Linked DNA regions of Homo sapiens: region 2 is linked to region 1. A link is a contact called in ENCODE Hi-C or POLR2A ChIA-PET data. All regions are on one chromosome and are shown on one strand. The core of a region is the stretch at or near the end of the contact, and the rest is flanking DNA. Distances in the headings are between cores, read along the strand shown. Region 1 overlaps TSPAN18 (tetraspanin 18). Region 2 holds the start of PRDM11 (PR/SET domain 11).

What was found. Hi-C counts contacts between places; a loop is a spot of excess contacts on that map. ChIA-PET counts read pairs that join two places held with the same protein, here RNA polymerase II (POLR2A).
Region 2: a loop to region 1 is called in a map of endothelial cell of umbilical vein, with 6 times the contacts of the local background. The contact joins the promoter of PRDM11 here to the enhancer-like site in region 1. A Hi-C loop is called at or near these places in 1 of 168 maps with a recorded cell type or tissue (endothelial cell of umbilical vein). POLR2A ChIA-PET finds 5 or more read pairs at or near these places in 1 of 52 experiments (WTC11).

Annotation. Positions count from the first base shown.
Region 1 is chr11:44,757,215-44,762,878 of GRCh38, reverse strand. All of the region lies in intron 1 of TSPAN18 (tetraspanin 18), which reads right to left. Among named protein-coding and RNA genes, the nearest start is that of TSPAN18-AS1, 23 kb to the right of the region's middle. Within about 2 kb of position 1,763, at least 10 of the 41 ENCODE cell types and tissues checked have a DNase peak (open chromatin) inside an H3K27ac peak, as active enhancers do.
Region 2 is chr11:45,142,595-45,147,990 of GRCh38, reverse strand. PRDM11 (PR/SET domain 11) reads right to left here and starts at 1,352. Exons shown (of 8, transcript NM_001384648.1): 1 at 1,114-1,352. It overlaps LOC105376652 (a long non-coding RNA gene), which reads left to right and starts at 1,208. Exons shown (of 6, transcript XR_931241.3): 1 at 1,208-2,937. RefSeq lists silencers at 602-791, 872-951.

The sequences.
Region 1 (5,664 bases), core at 514-3,013:
TCTACCCCACAGACCCCAGCATCAGGGCAGCTCAGGCATGCAAGGGAGTCTCTGAACTCCCATTAACTGATGGAAAATAGGGATTGGCTGGAGGATGGGACCTCATTTTATTTAGCTATCTGGGCCTCAAATGTCCATCCAGGCAGTGTCAGCGCAGGGGGACCTCATGCATCATGAACCAGACTAAGGCTACAATCAGAGGAATTTGTTACATTTATAAACCCATAAACACACACACACAAACACACACACACACACACACATATGTGTATATATAGGTATGACCTTGGGCAAGTTATTTATACATATATAAATTTTTCATTTTTAACTACAAAAGTACATGTGCTTCCTTACCAGCCATCCTGTTTAACAGAGAGAACCACTGCAAACGCTCTGGAGTGAGACCCTCTAGACTTTATTCTACCTAATCAAATACGTGTATGCATGTGTGTGTAAGCATGTACCTATGTGAGCACACATGCAGTGTGACTTTTTACAAAAGTGGGATCTTACCACACACATTCTGCAATATCATTTGTCAATGATATCATGTCCAAAATGGATCTTGAGTCCTTTTCATAGCTGCACAGTATCCCGTAGTACATGTGGGCCATAATTTATTTACCATTTGTTTATTTCCCACCATGGCTGTGTCGAATATTTCCATTTCTGGCCTCTATAGCCTTGCTGCAATGACCCCTTGGGTGCCCATCTTGGTGTAGAAATGTTCATGCAATTCCAAAGCCCAGAAGTTTAGAAGTTGGCAGAGGAGAGGCTGGCCACATCCCGCCTTTGGGTAGTGCTGACAAACTGCCTTCCCAAAATGCTGGATTGAGTCACCTCACAGTGCAGGGCAGAAGGAACCCCTTTTCTTTGATGTAAACTTGAACCCAGGGTTCTGCCTATGGAATGGCTTTCCTAGGCACATTCCAGTGGCCTGGTAAGCCAAGGGCCCTGGACAAAGGGAGGCGTGTGGGACTTGGCTGGCGCAGATGTCCCTGCTCTACTGTCTGCAGCATCGCAGAGGAACTCGGGCCTACCTGAGCCAGGAACTGCATTTATTGGCTCAGAACTGATAATGAGCTTTTATGAGCTCCAGGGACTGCACGGAACACGTATTAGTGTCAAGAGTGCCTGTCAGCCACGCAGCCTGGGTGAATGTCACACATTAACGGAATTAAAAGCTGCAGCCATGCCGGGAAGGAGCTGCGGGCTGCATGTCAAGAGGTGTGGGCAGCGCCTGTCAATAACAAAATTACTTTCCAGGTTTTGCGCTCCAGAGCCTTAAGCTGTCTCCCGTCTTCGGTGGAATTTTGCCTTCCTGCAGCCTCAGAGGAGATTAGTTTATTACCAGCCTGCCAGAAGAGGCAAAACCCAGCACTAATCCTAATTCCCATTTAAGCAAATCTGCATTGTGTGAGGGAAACCAGCTGGGCTGAGAATGTTTTCCCCCTTGCCCATGAGATCTCATTGCAGTCCCCTCCTCTCTGCGGGGGAGGGGAGTCACTACAGATGTTAGAGCCAGAGCTGTCCTGGGAGATGGAGAAAAGAATCCCAAGGTTTAGGGCTAAGAGCAGGAACGGGTCCTGGGTGCAAGTGGCAGAGTGTAAGCCTGGTGGGCAGGCGACAGGGGTCACCCTTGACCCGATTAGTCTTGGGCTTTGGGAAGTCCCGACAACCCTCCCAGCCCCAGACTTGATCTTGCTCTGTGCACAGTTCTCCCGAATGTTTGGGGTGGCACAGGTTGAAATCCTAAATCAAATTCTTACTAGCTGTGACCCAGAGCAAGCGACCTATCTACGTCATGCCTGGACTCCTCAGCTATGACACAGGGCTAACAACAGCTGATGACTCACAGGCTGTTGTGAGATTCGATAAGAAATGTGTAGCAGGATTTAGCAGAGAGCCTGGCACACGATATCATGGCTCTTGAATGGAAGTCTCCATGGATTATAATGACACCATAATTTTAAGTACTTCTAAGAAACAGAAAACACTACCAATTAATTAAATTAACTATGATATCACTTTTTGCACAATGCATCCTGGTTTTAGAGACATTAAGATGTTAAAAAAAAGTGTGCCTTAGAATCTGCAAAATACCAGAGCTTAATAGGTGGCAGTAACTACGATGAGTATAAGCCAATTTCACCCATTTTGCAAGGCCTGGCTCAAAAGTTAGAGCTTCTTCCTCCTCTTCTTTCTTCCAAACTAGGGGTGGAGCTCTCAATTTACAAGAAAAATTTGGTCAGCCCACTTCAGTGTCCTGGATGAGGCCCAGATGAGAAACTTTAATATGTCTCCTGATGTTTCCTACTCTACTGTTACTGTTTTAATTGAAATATAACATACATACACAATAGCACACACACCATGAATATATACCCCACTGAATTTTCACAAACAGAGCATCCCTGTGCAACCAAAACCCAGATCAAAGACTCTTGTCTATTTCCCAGCTACTGATTCTATTCACCTCATGTGTCCCAAAGCAGCCTTGACTCTCCATCCTCATAGAACCTGCCAGTCCCTGGCTGGGCTCACCCTCCTTACTGTTGTCTGCTTGCTGCACACGGCTCCTGGCTGGTCTGCCAGCCTGCAGCCTTTGTTCCCCGCTCTGCCCTCTCCTTCATTGTCAGAGTGAGCCCATAAATGGAGAGCACTGTGTCTGTCTCCTGCTTTAGTGGGTTCCCTGGCCTCCCTTTGTCTAGACACAAGGCCTTTTATCATCTGATCCCCAATTCCTTTCCAGGCCCACCTTTAAGTCTTTGCCATATGCAAAGACCCCACAGTAAAAGTGAACTCACCTGGACTCAAAGTGTGCTCAGCCCAACTTCCCTGATGTTTGCTCTTCCTGGAATTCCTCTCTTCCTTTCCTAACCCTGAGTTTCACCCCTCCCCTCACTTGGCAAACTCCTAATCATCCTTCAAAACCTTCTTTCAGTTAACTCCTTTGTGAAACCTTCCCACTCTCTCAACAGGCATAAGTCATTGTTCTCCGGGCTCACATCACAAATTGTGTGTATAGGTAATAGTATATTTTTTGCTCATGTGATTTTTCCCACCTACCAGACTATGAGTTCCTCAAAGATATGGGTGGTATCTTACTCCCTCTGAGTCTCAGTTCCTGACTCTGCAAATAATAGCTGGATGGATAGACAGTTGCTAGGAGAAATGGATGGATGGGTAGTGAATGGATTTATAAAAGAACTTGAATGGTAGAAAGAAGGAACTAGGCTATAATTGGTTGAGGGATGGGAAAATGACTGGGTGGATGGAGAGATGGATGAACACAGGGATGAATAGAAGGACAGAGGGAAGACAAGTGGATCTATAAAACAATGAGTTAAATGAATGTGGGAAGGCAGAACTAGGTTAATGGTGAGAAAGAGAGAGAGAATGAATGACCCTCAACTACTTGTATAATTTTCTCTAGACCCTGAGAAACTGAGACTCTTAGGACTCTGAAGAGCCTAGCTTTAGTCTTCCAGAGTCAGTAGGTCTGAGGAGAGACCACGTCGTCAAACACCATCACCCCCTAGCTCACCCCACTGTACCACTTGTTGTATCCATAGATCTACAGGTAAGGCCTTCGGGAAGGAATGGTCAGAGCTGCCTCTTGTCTTGGCCTTTGCTGACCCAGGTGCTGAAGAATTAAACAGTGCCACAAGGAGACCAAAGCTTTCCTGTGTCTAAGCCAAGCTCCAGTATGCAGGGCAGTTGCTTTGCCAACTGTGTTCAATAAGCCAGCTTGTGAACAGGCATGGGATAGGCAAACTGCCTGATTTACAGCAGAAGGACAGCTGCTGATGGAAGCCCTGCAAAGATGCCATTTTGGGGGAACTATAAAATCGGTAAAGGGTCAGGATAACTGAACAGCATAGCACTGTTTGGATGGTTCCTGTGAATGGGCTTTGCACAGGGACTAATTCCCCAGTATAGCCTGCTGCCTATCTTCAACAGGGGTAGGAAACACGGTAGGAGATGAGGAGCCCCCAGCATGAAATCAATGTAAAGCACTGTGGTTAAGAAGCCAGGCTTTTGTGCCCCCGCAAACCTGAGTTTAAATCTCAGTTCTGCCTCTTGCTACCAATGTGACATCAGGAAAATTCTCTATCCCAGCAAACCTCAGGATATCCACCTGCAAAGTGTGGACAACCATAGTCCCACCTCACAGGCTTGAACTAGGGATTGGATGAGCTAATAGACTGCAAATGATTCCCACAGTACCCAGCCTATCATAAACACTCGATACACAGAAGCAGCAGGAATTTTGTAAAATATAATCTGCCGCTACTTTCTGTAAAAAGGGCACTGAGCTAAGCATTACTCTTATACCAAAACCAGACAAAGACACTTACAAGAAAAGAAAACTACAGACCAATATCCCTTATGAGCACTAATGCAAAAATCCCCAACAAAATATTAGCAACCCGAATTTGGCAGCATATTAAAAGGATTATACACCATGACCAAGTGGGACTTATTTCTGGAATGCAAGGATGGTTAAGCATACAAAAATCAAGGTAATACTCCACATCAACAGAATGAAGAGGAAAATACCCCCACACAATTATATCAAATGGTGCATAAAGCATTTGACAAATTCAACACCCTTTTATAATGAAAACATTCAACTAAAAATATAAGAAAACTATCTCAAAACAGTAAAAGTCATATATGAAAAACCCATAGCAAACAGCAGACATCATATTCAATGGTGAAAGACTGAAAGCTTTTCTTCTAAGATCAAGAACAAGACAAGGATGCCCATATTTGCCACTTCTATTCAACACAGTATTAGAAGTTCTAGCCAGAGCAATTTGACATTGGATTTTGTAATGATTTCTTGGATATGACACTAAAAGCCCAGACAACAAAAGGAAAAATAGACAAACCAGACTTCATGAAAAAAATTTAAATTTGTGCATCAAAAGACAATACAAACAGAGCAAAAATGCAACCCATGGAATGGGAGAACATATTTGCAAATCATATATCTCACAAAGAATTAATATCCAGAAAATATAGAAAACTCAAACTCAGCAACAACAAAAAAACCCAATTAAAAAATGGGCAGAAAAGATTAAAAGACATTTCTCCAAAGATGATATACAAATGGTCAATAAATATATGAAAATATGCTCAACATCACTAAACATTAGGAAATGCAAATCAAAACCTGCAATGAGGCCAGGCACAGTGGCTCACACTGCCTGTAATCCTAGCACTTTGGGAGGAAGAGATGGGCAGATCTCTTGAGCCCAAGAGTCCAAGACCCACCTGGGCAACATAGCAAAACTCTGTCTCTACAAAAAATACAAAAAGTCAGCTGGGCATGGTGGCACATGCCTGTAGTCTCAGTTCCTTGGGTGGCTGAGGCAAGATGATCACTTAAGTATGAGAGAAAGAGGCTGCAGTGAGCCAAGATCACACCACTGCACTCCAACCTGGGCAACAGAATGAGACCCTGTCTCAAATAAATAAATAAATAAATAAATAATCATTTCTCAGCTTTCTGGCTAAGATCAAGTGTAAACAAATAAATAAAACTGCAGTGAGATACAACTTCACACCCACTGGCATGGCTACTATAAAAAAAAATAAAAAATAAAAAATAACAAGTGTTGGCTAGGATGTGAAGGAACTTGAACCCTGTTCCCA
Region 2 (5,396 bases), core at 103-2,602, 390 kb before region 1:
GGCATCATGCTCCACAGAAAATTCTTCTGTCCCCAAACCCCCAAAGTTTATAGGGTTTCCAGGTACCAAGAGCAATCTCTCATCATTGCCTCCTGGCCCCACGCACAAAGGGCTGGGTGTGTTTCCTTACAGCCACTCTAAATTATACAGCACAGCCTTTCTCCACACGAAGCAAACGTCTAGGAAAGAGGAGACGTTTCACATTTTTCTCCCCTAAATCCCAGCCCAGCCTGGGGGGTTCTAAGCCCCCATCTCCCAACTGGGCTCTAGACACACACCAGCAATTTTTCACCAGCATCGCCCAAGACATTGGTATTCTCTTTGCAGCGACTCGCCTAGAGCACGCTGGCCTTGACCGGAGAGAGGTCATTGGCCGCTAAGTTTCTGCAGTTTCTGCATAGGAGAGTACCTTGGGGACTGCGAGTGGGGGGTGGAGGCTACGCTCCGGAGAGGTTTCCCGAAGAGTCTACACCGCAACTGACACTTAAAACGCATTCCAGAAATGCCCTCCGGCTCGGCCACGCTTCGCGGGCAATCGCGAACCGCGATGGAGAAGGCTTCGTCGCATCCCAAAGGACGCCTCCCACCTTCATCCCCGAGCACCCCGCAGCAGCCCCCGGCGCGGGGCCGAGGGCGTCCGCGAGAACTAGGCCGGCGGCCGCGGCGAGCCCTCTGGCGTCGGCGTCCGCGCCCCGCCCCGTCCGTGTCACCGCGTTCTCATTCCGAGCGCTCGGCCCGGGCCGCCACTCCCATTGGTCGGCGGCCACGTCCGTCAGCGGGCGCGCCGCTTGCGGAGAGAAAAGGCTACATTGTAACAAGGCGAGGAGCGAGCGAGCTGGGAGGAAGGAGGCGGAGGGCGGCCCCCGGCTCCCGCGGCGGCGGCAGCTACCTGCCGAGGGTTCACCCACCTCGCGGCCACGGCGGGCCGCCCCCCACCCCGCGCCGGCGCCGTCCGGACCCCCGCCCCGCGCCCGCGCCGAGACCCCCGGCCGCCCCCGCCCCCAGCCGCCGCTCCCGGCCCCCGCACCGGCGGCCCCCGCGCTCGCTGGCAAACTGCCGAGCGCTCTCCGAAGCCATTTTCAATGGCCACATTGGCTACCGGGGCTGACTCACCTTCCCGGGAATGCTGCGGCAGCCGCGGGGCCCGGGCGGCGAGAGCGGCCCGGCGGGCGGCTCGGCGGAGGCGGCGCGGCCTCGGCTGGCGGCCCCCGCGGAGGGAGCGGCCGCGCTGCGGGCGCGCTGGTCCCCGGCGAGGCAAAGTTTCAGCGCCAGCCTCGGCGCGGCGGCGGCGGCGACTCGCTGCTGCTCTCCTCCCCTGCTTTGACCACCATCTTATTAGTACAGGAAATGACATGGAAAACGGAAGAAAGCGGCGTTTGGGGCAGACGCGGACCCCCCAATTCAGGGGCCGGAGCCGGGACTCACCAGCCGCGTCCCGACCCGGCCCCGGAGAAAACTCCCGGGGCCCCTTAGGCCCGCGCCCTGCCCGGAGGGGGGAACCCGGCTCTCCAAACCCAAAGGGAGAGGGAGCGTTTTATAATCCAGCCCGTGGAGAAATCGAGAAAAAAATAGATGAAAAAAAGAAAAGGTTAAGAGAGAACTTTCGAACTGGGATACTTTTTTGGGGTCAGAAGTAAAAGTTCTCAAATTTTAATAAAGTCATTGTGAGGGGGGCTCCCTGGCTCTCCCGGTCGCGTGGCTGTCCATTTGGAACCAAATAGTCGGGGGGAGTCGACGCGTTTGGATTTTTAACCCTTTCAGGGCTCCGCGGCTGGCCCCCTCCCGGTCCCATTTAACCCTTTGAATGCTCAGCAGTTTGGAGATACAAACTGAAGTTGCGAGACGCAGGCGTCCCGCGAAGGCTGAGGGTGAGGGGCTTGGGGTTCGTTAAAAATATTAACTCTTTATGTGGGGTTGCGGTTTTGTAGTCACGAATCGCACATGTTCTTCAAGTCAAAATATGTTACAGAGGGAGAGAGATTCTGAGAACTGGAGGGGCTGGTCCCTGGCTGGCTTGGAAAAGATGTTTAAGCGGCATTCACTTGCTCGATTCCTCAGTTTCTCCATCTGTGAAATGGGATTCGACATCACAGAGAGGGGGTGAAGAGGGAAAGACTGGGCCGGGGGTGGAATTGTCACAGAGTGCTTGAGTGCTTGACATGCTTTCCTGAGCGCCTGGAAAACTGACAGGTTGCGATGGGGCTGGAAGCCTTGGAGGAGGGCAAGGGACACTGCAGGGTGGCGTAACCAGGACAACCATTCCCCAATCAACCCCTTTCTCGTGGCGTCCTCTACAAGTCCTGTGGCCCAATGGCGACGTCTCTCCTACCAAGGGAGGATGCTCTGTGCAAGCTCCAAAATTGGGGCAGTAAACCCCAGTTGGTGATTCCCAGGAAGGCACCTGGGCGAGGCGCTGTCCAGTGCTTTCCCCAAACATCCACGAAGCCCTGCAAGAGTTGCCCAGACGGCCCCCAGAGGGTACTACCCCAGGGAAGCCTCCTCCCAAGGCGGAAGGAGTTCCGTGTCAACCTTGCTGCTGGCGATCCGCAGATGGGCGTTCATGGTCAGATGGGCGTTCATGGTCAGATGGGGGTGCTCATGGCTTTTGGAATCTGGATGTGGAGCTGGAGGCGGTGGGGGTGATGAGGGAGGGAGCACTGTGGGTACCACATCATTTGTTTCCCTTGACTCTGGCGTCACAAACACAGCTTCTTGGAATCTCATGCCTGTTACTGGCTGTGTGATCTGGAGCAACTGGCTTCACCTCTCTGAGCCTTTATTTCCCACATCTGCAAAGTGGTGCACAGTAATACCCACGTTCCTGGCTCTGTGTAAGGAGCCATGAGAGTGTATTTAAAGGGCCCAGCACCCAGCTGCTCTCAGTAGATGCTCAAGAGACAGTAACAACCCTATCGTTATATGAGGTTCAATGCAACTGTAAGTTTCCTGAGTATTTCTCTGCTTGGTGCCAGGCAGAGTGTCGGGTACTGGGGGACGGGGGTTGGGGGAGGGGTTCCACGATTAGAATGACAAGATCCTTCAGGCAGGTCTTGGTCTGCCCAAGAGATGAAGGCACTCGCAGATAACTTCAATTAATTCAGAACTGAATGCACCTCCAGTTGCACTGAGCATGGTTTTGGATGCCAAGTGCCCGGCCGAGAAAAGAGCACTGAGGAAGGAGCCATTTGTTGTTCCTTTTGAGGAGAAAGATTCACCAAGGAAGTAATGTCAGAGGTAGGCCTGGAATTTCCACCAATGGTAGGATGGCATTGCCAGGAAGGCAAAGAGCAGAAGCAAAGACCTCGAGGCGTCAACGTACCCAGGGTGTTGGACATGTGTCCTGCAGTGACTGGGGTAGAGGGTGAGGCAGAGATATCGGAGATGAGGGCAAAAAGAGAAGTAGATAAAGGAGGGGAGTGGTCCCATCCTCCAGAGAGCAAAAAGATCTTTAAGAGAATGAGCTGGCAAGTTGGAAGTGAGGTAAGGAGGGAATTTCTTGTGGCATTGGTTTTCTATTTAAATCTCCCCATCCATTTCTATCCTGGCTTCCTTTGCCAGGAAGCCGTAGGTCCTCAGCTGCATCTGTAGGGTGAGACTGGGTCCTCAGGCATTGCAGGCTGGGGAGTCAGCGCTTCAGGCGTCACACTGGGACTTGTCCAGGGGCTGTGGGGAGCAAAGAGATGCGGTGTGATCCAGAGACCCAGGTCTGAGTCCCAACCTGTCGCCTGAGGCATTTGACTTGTCCTCTTTGGGGGCCAGTGTTTTCCTGCATGGCATGAAGAGTTGGGACCAGGGGTTCTATATTTTGCCCTCAAGAAACTGCCCCTGTAGTTACATAGTCAAGGCCAAGGCACAGGAAGGAATCTGAAACAAGGCTGGGGGAATTGTTGGAAACATCTCAGAAGGGAAGCCCTAGGCAGTTGGAGGGTTGACACATGTGCTCTGGGTCAATGTGGGCAGAAAGTGGGCAGAAAGTGGTCCCAGACCCTGAGTGTGATCACCACGGACAAGCAGTCTAGACAAAGCACGTCTTGTGAGGCAGTGCCTCAGTTTCCCTCTGTGGGCTGAGTTGGGCCTGAAAGTCAGAAGTAGGGATGAGATAAGAGCTCCACTGGCATTTCCTGAGAACTTAAGGGAAGGGGAAGGAGAACAGGATTGAAGCGAATAGGGCATATGGTACACACCTTCTGGGTTATTACCATCTATACTCAATAATCTCAATAATCCAAGAAGGATATCATCATCACTATTTTTTGCAGGCAGAGAAACCATGTTCAGAGAGGTTAAGAGACTTGCCCAAGGTCACACAGCTAGTTTGAGGCAGGGTGAGATTCAAACATAGGTCTGCCTGACTCCATTGCTCAGTGTCATCTGCTGTTAGTCATTTCTGGTTCATTGTCCTTTTCCATAATGCAGCTTTTCAGCCTAATGGGTGGTGAAATATTTCCTTAATTTCTCCCTTGAGCGTATCTCACAAAAAGGAGCTGACCAGAACTTTGTGATTCAAGGCCAGGTACATTATGACCTCTTCTTGCAAAAAATGTACTAACAATCCCAGTCACCTCCAGGTCCCTGTGAAGGCTACTGAGATACTCTAAATGAATAGAGTTCACCTCTTTAGAAGGAAAAGTCCATCTGAGGCCTTCCCTCCACCCCCTACTAGTAATAATGACACCAAGCAAAATACTTCCTGTTAGCTCCAAGGTAAATGCCCCCTGGATCCTAGAAGGAAGAGTCACTGGGGATTCACTTCCACATTTGTTGTAAAACAAGGACATTGTTTATTGCACATATGACCTTTCCTGAAAGCACAAGGGCAAAATTTCAATAAGGATTTAGTACCTGGAAAAAACTAAGACTGAAACACACTGCATCTTCCCCAAGGAACTGGCAAGCATCTTCCTTGCTAATAAGAAGAGCTCCGTAACTGATCAGCCTTCCCTTCTTGCACGGGTTGCCAGGAAGCTCAGAGCCAAATTCCACCTTCACTTCTAACAGCTTTGGCAGTTGCATCCTTATTACTGCTTTACTGCTTCTAATCCTACTGGCTCAGCCTTGCTTTCTCTGCCTTTTATTAAAGATGTTCCCCTTTTTAATGGTAAGAGATAAATGCTTTAAATAAATCCACATTTGGAAGAGCTGCTGAAGGGACCTGGATTCCACAGGCCTCATGTTAAGCCAGGCACAGTTCTGTTCTGATCTTGTCCATTCACCCAACAGCTGAGGGATCCGTCTCTTGGAAGGAAGGAGGGACTGGCTTAAGCCCAAGGAATTGCTCATCCAGCTGCTGACAGTGGCTAAGATCAAAATGCCTTGGGTCAGATCATCATCGCCATTTTTTGCTCTACTGACAAGCAGCTTGCCTTGCTCCTACCAGCTCCCTGGGAGGCCCAAAC